Linked DNA regions of Homo sapiens: region 1 is linked to region 2. Evidence: chromatin contacts called from ENCODE Hi-C data. All regions are on one chromosome and are shown on one strand. The core of a region is the stretch at or near the end of the contact, and the rest is flanking DNA. Distances in the headings are between cores, read along the strand shown.

The links. A loop is a pair of places that touch in the nucleus more often than their neighbours do. Pooled maps may share reads with other maps.
Region 1: a loop to region 2 is called in a pooled map, with 6 times the contacts of the local background. The contact joins two enhancer-like sites. A Hi-C loop is called at or near these places in 2 of 168 maps with a recorded cell type or tissue (GM12878 and endothelial cell of hepatic sinusoid), 26 of 37 single-sample maps with no recorded cell type and 5 of 50 pooled maps.

Annotation. Positions count from the first base shown.
Region 1 is chr11:120,701,534-120,706,165 of GRCh38, forward strand. The region is part of intron 3 of GRIK4 (glutamate ionotropic receptor kainate type subunit 4); the gene reads left to right. Among named protein-coding and RNA genes, the nearest start is that of GRIK4, 190 kb to the left of the region's middle. Within about 2 kb of position 1,948, at least 3 of the 41 ENCODE cell types and tissues checked have a DNase peak (open chromatin) inside an H3K27ac peak, as active enhancers do.
Region 2 is chr11:120,620,864-120,625,529 of GRCh38, forward strand. The region is part of intron 1 of GRIK4 (glutamate ionotropic receptor kainate type subunit 4); the gene reads left to right. Among named protein-coding and RNA genes, the nearest start is that of GRIK4, 110 kb to the left of the region's middle. Within about 2 kb of position 1,893, at least 2 of the 41 ENCODE cell types and tissues checked have a DNase peak (open chromatin) inside an H3K27ac peak, as active enhancers do.

The DNA.
Region 1 (4,632 bases), core at 698-3,197, 81 kb after region 2:
TAGGTTGTTTCTATATCTTGGCTAATGTGAATAATGCTGGAGTGAACATAGGAGTGTGGATATATTTACAAGGTGATTCCATCTCCTGTGTGTATATACCCAGAAGAGGGATTGCTGCGTCATATGGTAGTTCTATTTTTAATTTCTTTAGGAACCTCCATATTGTTTTCTGACTTAGATTTTAAAGGGATCACTCCAGTTGCTGCATTGAGAATAGGCTGAAGGGAGATCCATTTAGGAGGCTCTTGCAGTAATCCAGGTGAGAGAGGTTGCTGGCTTGTCCAGGATGCAGCAGTAAAGGTGGTAAGAAAGGTTGGAATTCTGGATAGATTTTGAAGGTAAAGCCAACAGAATTTCTTGATGGTCTGGATATGAGATGTGTATGTGTAAGAGAGACAGATCAAGGGTGATTCCAAGCTTTTTTTTTTTTTTTTTTTTTTTGAGATGGAGCTTCACTCTGTTGCCAGGCTGGAGTGCAGTGGTGCGATACCGGCTCACTGCAATCTCTGCCTCCCAGGTTCAAGCAATTGTCTTGCCTCAGCCACCCGAGTAGCTGGGACTACAGGTGCACGCCACCACGCCTGGCTAATTTTTGTATTTTTAGTAGAGATGGGGTTTCACCATGTTGGCCAGGATGGCCTCGATCTCTTCACCTTGTGATCCGCAGGCCTCGGCCTCCCAAAGTGCTGGGATTACAGGCGTGAGCCACTGCGCCTGGCGACTCCAAGGTTTTTACCTTGGTACTTACGAGGGTAGAGTTGGCATTTGCTGCAGTAGGGAAGGAGGTTGGGCTGGTTTAGGGGTAAGAGGTGTCTGAGCCGAATCTTGGTATGCCAAATGTGAGATGCCTGTTAGACAACCTGTGGAGATGCAGGGTGGCAGCTAGAATGTGAGTCTAGAGTTCAAGTGACAGAATTCTACTGGAAACGTAAATTTGGGAGTAATCAATATACAGATTGTACTTAAAGCCACGAGACTGGGTTTGTACAGACAGAGAAGAGGACAAGGACAGAGCTCGGGGGTGCTTTGAACTGAAGAGGTCAGAGGGATGCAGAGGAGCCCATAGAGGAGGATGAGAAGCAGCAACCAAGGGGCAGGAGGAAAGCTGGGTCAGCATGGTCTCCTGGAAGCCAAGGGAAGAAGTGATCAGTGTCACAAACCTCTTGAGAGGCCCAGGGAGACGAGGACTGACAGGTGGGCTCACTGCTCTGGAGATTTTTGTTTCACTTTGTTTTTAATGCTCCACATTAAAACAATATCCCATGGGTCATGGCCTGAGGACGTTTCTATCTGAGTAGAGCTTGAGGCTTCAGCCCTGCAGAAAGCAGGAAGGAAGATGTATTTGTATCGAAAAGAAAAAAGGAAGTTACCAGCACACTTTTAAGTTCACTGTCTTGTTTTATTTCCATAAGTCCTTTTAGGGGAGTATTTGTAGTGCTTTGCCCAATTTAAGATGAAGAAAATGAGGTGCAAAAAAGCAACATAGCTGCCTTTAGTTCAGAGGCTTTGAAATCAGTGTTGGTCAATAGAACTTTCTCGATGATGGCAATGTTCTGTATCTGCTTTGTCCAGCATTGAATCTGTGGGCTACCTGTGGCTACTGAGCACTTGAAATGTGACTTTTTGGCTAGTTTTTAAATTGCATTTGACTTAAATTCATCTAAATTTAAATATAAAGAGCCATCTGTGGCAAGTGGCTACCTTAATGGACAGAACAATTCTAAGTGGTCATATTTACACTAGATTTAAACCTGGGTGTTCTGATCCAAGGCCTGGGGTCTTTCAACCTACCCTCTGCTTCCCAAGAAGGTAGCATAATGTTCTAAAGGGGGCTGGATTGGCTTGAGGTGATGAGTCTTGGAGGGTGGATTTGGAGAAGGAGATAATGTATGTGACCTAGGCGTGGTCTAAAGTTCTAGGGTTTATTAGCCAGTTTACAAGCTCTCTAAAGTCTCCTGAAGCCTGTTTCTTCCACTGTCAGCCCAACCCAGGCTGTAAGGTTGGGCTTACAGGAGTAAGGGTGAGGACCCAGGAGTAAGGGTGAGGACAGGAGGGTATATCTAGTATATGTACCACTTATAAATCCTACCGTCTGTCAATTTCCTTCATGAAACTTCCCCTGTCCACTCAGCCGTATCTCCTGAGCAGCAAATCATTTAAATTCCTTTGAAATACTGTTACTTAAACTTGTTTTTGGACACTTAGATTGTACCTATTATTACCATTACTATTTCGGTTGTGTCTGTGTGCTGCTTTCTGAATCTCTTTATAAACTCCTGGAGGCAGGTGAATTATGTCCTGTTTCCTATACATGGTAGGTACAGGATGGGGTGGTATAAAGAGCACTCGTCTTGATCATCTTTGGTAGCACTAAAGCCAAGAATGATGCTTACAAAATTGTGGGACCTCAACAGATGTCTGTTTAATAACTGAATGGCTAAACTTAGAACCACATAGTTTTAGTTTAGATTTCTGAGTTTCCGTTCACTAGCTTTGTTGCCAAAGGCGAAAAACGAAACTCTTTGAAACCCAATTTGCTCATCTGTCAATTTGTTCATCTATCAAAAGCAGTGTATTTCTTGTGTTCTCGTGAGGGTCAAATGAGATAATAACCATAGAAGTTTTTGCACAGTGCCTGGCACATAGTAGGTGCTTATTTATTAAGTGTTAATGTTTCTTTACTTTTCTTATGATGATATATATGCGGTTTATTCTTCACTAGACTGTGGTCTTATGGCAAATGGGGATTGTATTTTACTCACTGTTGTCCTCCATAGCACTCACACAGTGCCCTGAGCATATTAGGTTCTTAGGAAGAGCTATTGGATTTATTGCTTGCTGGATACCTCTGGTCGCAGCTCAGGAGATGCAGCTGAATGAGACATGACCCAGGGCCAACAGGGAACATTTGGGAGTGCCCAAGCTTAGAGCAGTCACAGCCTCTATCTCAGCTTCGAAGCCTGCACGTAATTTACAGTCTCATTCCTTCTGTTTCTCAAGTGGCCATTTAAATTCTTTAGATTGCAGGGCTGTCATAGATAATTCCTCTACTAGAATGTAAGCTCTGTGAGGATAGACATTTTTGCTTGCTGTTGTGTCTAGAACAGGGCTGGGGCATGGTATGTGGTCGGTAAATGTCAGATGAAGGAATGAACACAGGTGGGGCATGGGAAGCAATATTGTACAACATAACTCTGCAAACTTTTTTTTTTTTTTGTAAAGGACCAAAGAGTAGGTACTTTAGACTTGTATACTATAGTATCTCTGTTGAGATTATTAACCTCTGCCATTCTAGCTCAAATGGAGTCACAAACAACATATAAACAAATGAGCAGGTCTATGTTCCAAAAAATGTACTTTACAAAAACAGGTGGCATGTGGTTTTCCAGTTGTCCCAGAACCATTTGTTGAATAGACTGTTCTTTCCCTAGTGAATAGTCTTAGCACTCTTGCCAAAGATTAATTGGCCATAGATGTTTCAGTTTTTTCTGGACTCTCAATTCTATTCCATTGACTGTATGACTATCCTATGCCAATAACACACTGTTTTGATTACTGTAGCTTTGTAGTTAGTTTTGAAATCAGGTACTGTGAATCCTCCAGTTTTGTTTGTCTTTTTCAATGTTGTTTTGGCTGTTCATAGAGTCCCTTGCAATTGTATATGAGTTTGAGAATCAGCTTTTCCATTTCTTTCTTTTCTTTTTTTTTTTTTTTTGAGATGGAGTTTCACTGTTGTCTTGCAGGCTGGAGTGCAGTGGCACAATCTCGGCTCACTACTGCCTCCTGGGTTCAGGCAGTTTTTCTGCCTCAGCCTCCCAGGTAGCTGGGATTACAGGTGCCTGCCACCTTGCCCAGCTAATTTTTGTATTTTTAGTAGAGACAAGGTTTCACCATGTTGGCCAGGCTGGTCTCGAACTCCTGACCTCAGGTGATTTGCCCACCTTGGACTCCCAAATTGTTGGGATTACAGGTGTGAGCCACTGCACCTCGCCCAGCTTTTCCATTTCTATAAAAAGCCACTAGAATTTTGATAAGGATTGCATGGAATCTGTAGATCGCTTTGGGGAGTATCGCCATCAAAACAATATTAAGTCTTCCAATCCATGAAAACGAAATGTCTTTTCATTTAATTGAGTCGTCTTTAATTTCTTTCAGCAATATTTTGTAGTTCTTAGTGTACAAGTCTTTTACCTCCTTAGTTAAATTTATTCCTAGGTATTTTGTTCTTTTTAACGCTATCGTAAATGGAAATATTTCTTAATTTCTTTTTCAGATTGTCCGTTGCTGGTATCTAGAAACTCAACTGATTTTGGCACATTGATCTCATATCCCGCAAATTTGCAGAATTTGTTTATTAGCTCTAGTAGTGTTCGTGGATTCTCTGGGATTTTCTGGAGGCCCCAGCATCTCAGGCTCCTGTCTGACATTCTCCTTTAGCTCTGGTGAGGCTTCCAGGACATTCCACTCCGGCATATCACCCTAAACACTAGAAGACTGCTTTCCAGCATCGGGCCTGCTCTTGAGCTTTCTAGAGTTCCAGGGACCCTGGACAGCCACCATGACCAAGTCCATTGGATGTCAGCTCAGGAGAGACACAGGAACCTCTTCCTGCCTATTTGCAGGAGTTTGATG
Region 2 (4,666 bases), core at 643-3,142:
GATCTCATTCAATCCTTACAACCATCCAGTGAAGTAGATATCATTACCCGCCTCTTACTGTTGAGGCTCGGAGAGCAGTTAAGTCACTTGCCCACGATCATGCAGCAACAAAGTGGAAATGCCCTAATTCTAACCCAAGTCAGCCTGACTCCAAAACCTATATCCTCAGCCATTATTTAATCTTCGGGGATGGGTGGTTCAGTGCTGAGAACAAAGACTCGTGTACCCTGGTCACAGCTTGTCACACACAAACCCCAAGCTCAAAGCCTCTGTGAAGTAAGAAAGGAACACGTTCATGCTGAGTCTTGGGTAAGGTCAGGAAGGCTGCTTGGGGTGGGCACGGTGAGTCTGCAGGGTCGGTGGATGATCTTGACAACCTTCTCCTTAGTTAAGCCTTTCACACAGTCCATTTTCTCCAATCAGCTGAGTGTTTGAAGGCCTGCAAGGCCCCCTGCTAGAGAAGATCAGGGAATCAGGCACTTGGAGCTGTCAGGGAGAAATATCTAAATCATTTGAACAGGTAATAATAGGATAGTGTAAGCTTGTTTAGTGCAAGGAAACTCGTTGTAACAGAAACCCCCTCCCAGCTCATCAACTTGCAGCTAAGGGATTTTCTGTGAGGTAGACACAAAGAAGACTTCCCCAGAGCCCTGGCAGTGAGGCAAGGGAGGGTCTGGGCCATCAGGAGCCAGAAAGAGTGAAGGTCCTGGCATCCTCAGGGGCTTATGAAAGACTATGGGAGTTGGGTTAGTGTGCTTTCACCTTAGACTGGGAGTTCCAAGATGGAGTCTAGTCTTATCTCAAGCATGTACTAACTATGTAAACTTGCCAAGTCACAGTTCTTTGGGCCTTATTTTCTTCCTTTCTAAAGTGAAGGCACTTAATTGCATGATTTTAGTCAGTTTTGACATACTGTCATCCGTAGAGACTTCTCAGCTGCAGCGGCAGTACAAGGGGGTCTTTGTAATGATTAACATGGGTATGGGGTATAGCTTGTGCTTGTCTTTATATATGTCATTTATTATTATTATTATTGTTTTAATTTTTGTTTTTTTGAGACAGAGTCTCACTCTGTCGCCCAAGCTGGAGTCCGGTGGTGCAATCTCAGCTCATTGCAACCTCCACCTCCTGGGTTCAAGCGATTCTCCTGCCTCAGCCTCCCGAGTAGCTGTGACTACAGGCCCCCGCCACCACACCCAGTTAATTTTTGTATTTTTAGTAGAGACGGAGTTTTGCCATGTTGGCCAGGCTGATCTCAAACTCCTGACCTCAGGTGATCCACCCACCTCGGCCTCCCAAAGTGCTGGGATTACAGGCGTGAAGCACCGCCCCCGGCCTTATTATTATTTTTAACTGTGACAAATGTGCAACCACCACCAACACTGGGATGTGGTACATTTAATTTTCACAACAACCCCATGAACTAGGTACTATTACTACCCCCATTTTTCAGACACAGACAGGAGGCTTAGAGAGGGTAAGTGACTTGCCCCAGGTCACACTGCCTTTAGGGGGCAGAAGTGAGACACTTATCTGGGTAGTTTGACTTCAAAGCCATGCCTTTAACCACTGGGCAGACTTTTCTCATGTTTTTGAGCAAGACTCACAGCAAGAAATACTTTTCCAAGCCTAACCCTGATTGTCCACAGATATATGCATATCAAATGGAAATACTTTGTACTGCATGCCCTGATAGTTCTTATTTTCTTTGCTTTTGGCTTTCTCTTTTGGGAGTGTCATTATTGTATTAGTTTCCTGTGGCTGTGGTAACAAATGACCGGAAGCCAAGTGGCTTAAAACAGCAGACATTTATTCTTTCACAATTCTGGAGGCCAGAAGTCTGCAATCAAGTTGTCAGCAGGGCTGTGCTCCCGCCAAAGGCCCTAGGGAGAATGCGTTCTGTGCCTCTTGCAGCATCTGGTGGCTTTAGCTGGTCTTTGCTGCAGTCTCTGCCTCTGTGGTCACGCTGCCCCCTCCTCTTCTCTGTGTGTCTGTCCTACGGATACATGTGGTTTACTTAGGGCCCCCCTGATAACCCAGTGTGCTCCTCCTCTCAGGATCCTTTGACTTAATCACATCTTTTGCCATGCAAGGTAACATCCAGAGGTTCTGGGAGTTAGGTCATGTGGGTCGCCTTTTAACCCACTACATTTATGGACTTGTGAATTTTTACAGATTCAGTGTATTTCAGTCAGTTCTCCTAACTATTCTTTTTGCATCTCAAATTGTCCCATCTTTGGCCTGTGGGAACCCCTTGGAGCCAGCCCCTGTACTCTTTTAAATTTTATTTTATTTTTCAGACAGGGTCTTGCTCTGTTGCCCAGGCTGGAGTGCAGTGGTGTGATCATAGCTCACTGCACCCTCATTCTCCTGGGCTCAGGTGATCCTCCCCGCTCAGCCTCCAAGTAGCTGGGGCTACACTCAGCTAATTTTTTATTTTTATTTTTTTGTAGAGTATGGGGTCTTGTTATGTTTGCCAGGCTGGTCTTGGCCTCCTGGGCTCAAGTGATCCTCCCGCCTTGGACTCCCAAAGTACTGGGATTACAGGTGTGAACCACCGCACCCGGCCCCCTGTACTCTTTAGGTGTGACCCCATCGGTCTGTGAACAAGCCCATGCTCTCTGACACAAGATGTCACAGGCTTGTGTGTTCCTGACCCCCAACCAGGAATTCCTCCAAGTCACCCTGATTTCTTTCAGTAGGAAATGACATTTCTGTTATTTTCCATTCTCTTCTATTTCATTAAAGAAAAACACTGATTACAATCTACTAAATTGATTTCACGGACCTACTTATGGGTTGTGACCCATAGTTTGAAAATCACTGTCCTGGGCTATTTTGTCTTTCTTTACTTTCTTCATAAATTTAGGAAATTCCTTCCCATCAGAAAGTGAGGTACCCTCAAAGGCAGGGTCACGTGTTCATCCACTGGCTCCTCCATGGTGGCAGGATGGGGTCTGCACACATGGGGCCTGCACCATGCAGCCTGCGTCCCATCCAGGGGCCCTCAGAGCTCCTGCTGCCCTCCGTGGCACCCTGCTTCTCTCTGGGCCCTCCCCGTTCCTCCTCCTCCTCCTCTTCCCCCTTACTCTTCTTCCTCCCCCTTCCCTCTTCCTCCTCCCTCTCCCTCTTCCTCCTCCCCTTTCCGCCCTGCCTCTCTCCATCACTGCCTGGACTTCATTTTGCCATTCTAAGAGGCTAATGTGAAAATTGCTCACAGATGGCATAAACAATATGGAAAAGAGCCTCTCTCTTCATTAGAGTAACACAAGATAGTGTTTTTAAGTGATTAAACTGTTATAGCAATAATTATGTTGAAATCTAAACATCTCATCACACTACTTTAACCTCTCACCAAGGGCTCTTGAGGTCCCCTTGGGGTTTGGCAGGGGCCACCCCAATAGAGAGCTCAAGAGCGGACTGTCTAGGCCTTGCTGGACCTTCCCCATGGGGCCCCATGGGGCAGAAATATCTGAGTAGTGTTGGGACCTCCATTGGTGCCCCCTCCCTGTAACCAGATGTAGAGGTCCTGGCCCCAAAGCTAGGCTCTAGCTGAATTTTTCTTTGGTGGCTATCCCATCCCCTTTGGCCTCCTCCTTGTCCCATAGCCACTCTCTACTCTGAGTAGCTGTAGGTGCTCCTAGAGGGCTGTCCTGCTTGCCCCTCCTTGCTGGCCACCCCTTGTTCTCTCAGCACCCTGCCCAGAGTCAGCTGGCACCGAGGGAAGAAAGTGGGTGAAGTCCTCTGCAAGACACAATTGCAAGACAGACACTTCATCTCGTACCCTGCCGCGGAGTCTGGGCATTCTCTAGAGCACCTTGGGAATTGCTCTCAACCTGTTCTTCCTCTTCCTCCATTAGCGTAGATCCTCATTTCTTTCTTCCAGGGCTGTGAAACAGCTCCCACCTCACCTTCTGCCCTTCAGCTTCTCTCCCTGCCTGCTGCTCCAGGAAAGGAAAGTATAGAAAGCTACACAGAAATAAAGACACCTTCATGTATTTGATTATCTTGGGGGGATGGGGTGCAGATTTAAGAGATTTAAGAGAGACCTAGAGAAGATGAAACGCACCTGGTATGAAAATTATAGACTAGCAATCATGCGCCTCATTTTAAATAAACATGTAAAAATAAGACTTAAGGCCGGGCGCGGTGGCTCACGCCTGTAATCTGAGCACTTTGGGAGGCTAAGGTAGGTGGATCACTTGAGGCCAGGAGTTAGAGGCCAACATGGTAAAACCCCGTCTCTACTAAAACTACAAAAATTAGCCGGGCATGGTGGCATGCACCTGTAGTCCCAGCTACTCGGGAGGCTGAGGCGGGAGAATTGCTTGAACCAGGAGGTGGAGGTTGCAGTGAGCCAAGATTGCACCACTGCACCCCAGCCTGGGCGACAGAGTGACTTAAGTTTCCTATGGTGGTTGGTCAAGGCAGTAAGGAAAGAGGGAAAGAAGGAAAAGAGGGAGGTCAGAGCAAAGGCAGCGGGGAATGGCAGATGAGCACCCGGCCGGAAAGGGGACACAGAGAGAAGAAGCAGAAAGGAGGGAGAGCAGAGCCGGGGGAGGCGGAGAGAGAAGGGCCATGATGTGAAGCAGCAGCTGGCCACCTACTCACAGGCCCTCCTGAGCTTCATTTTGGTTTAGGGATTCTAAGTGTTGTTGCCTCTTCT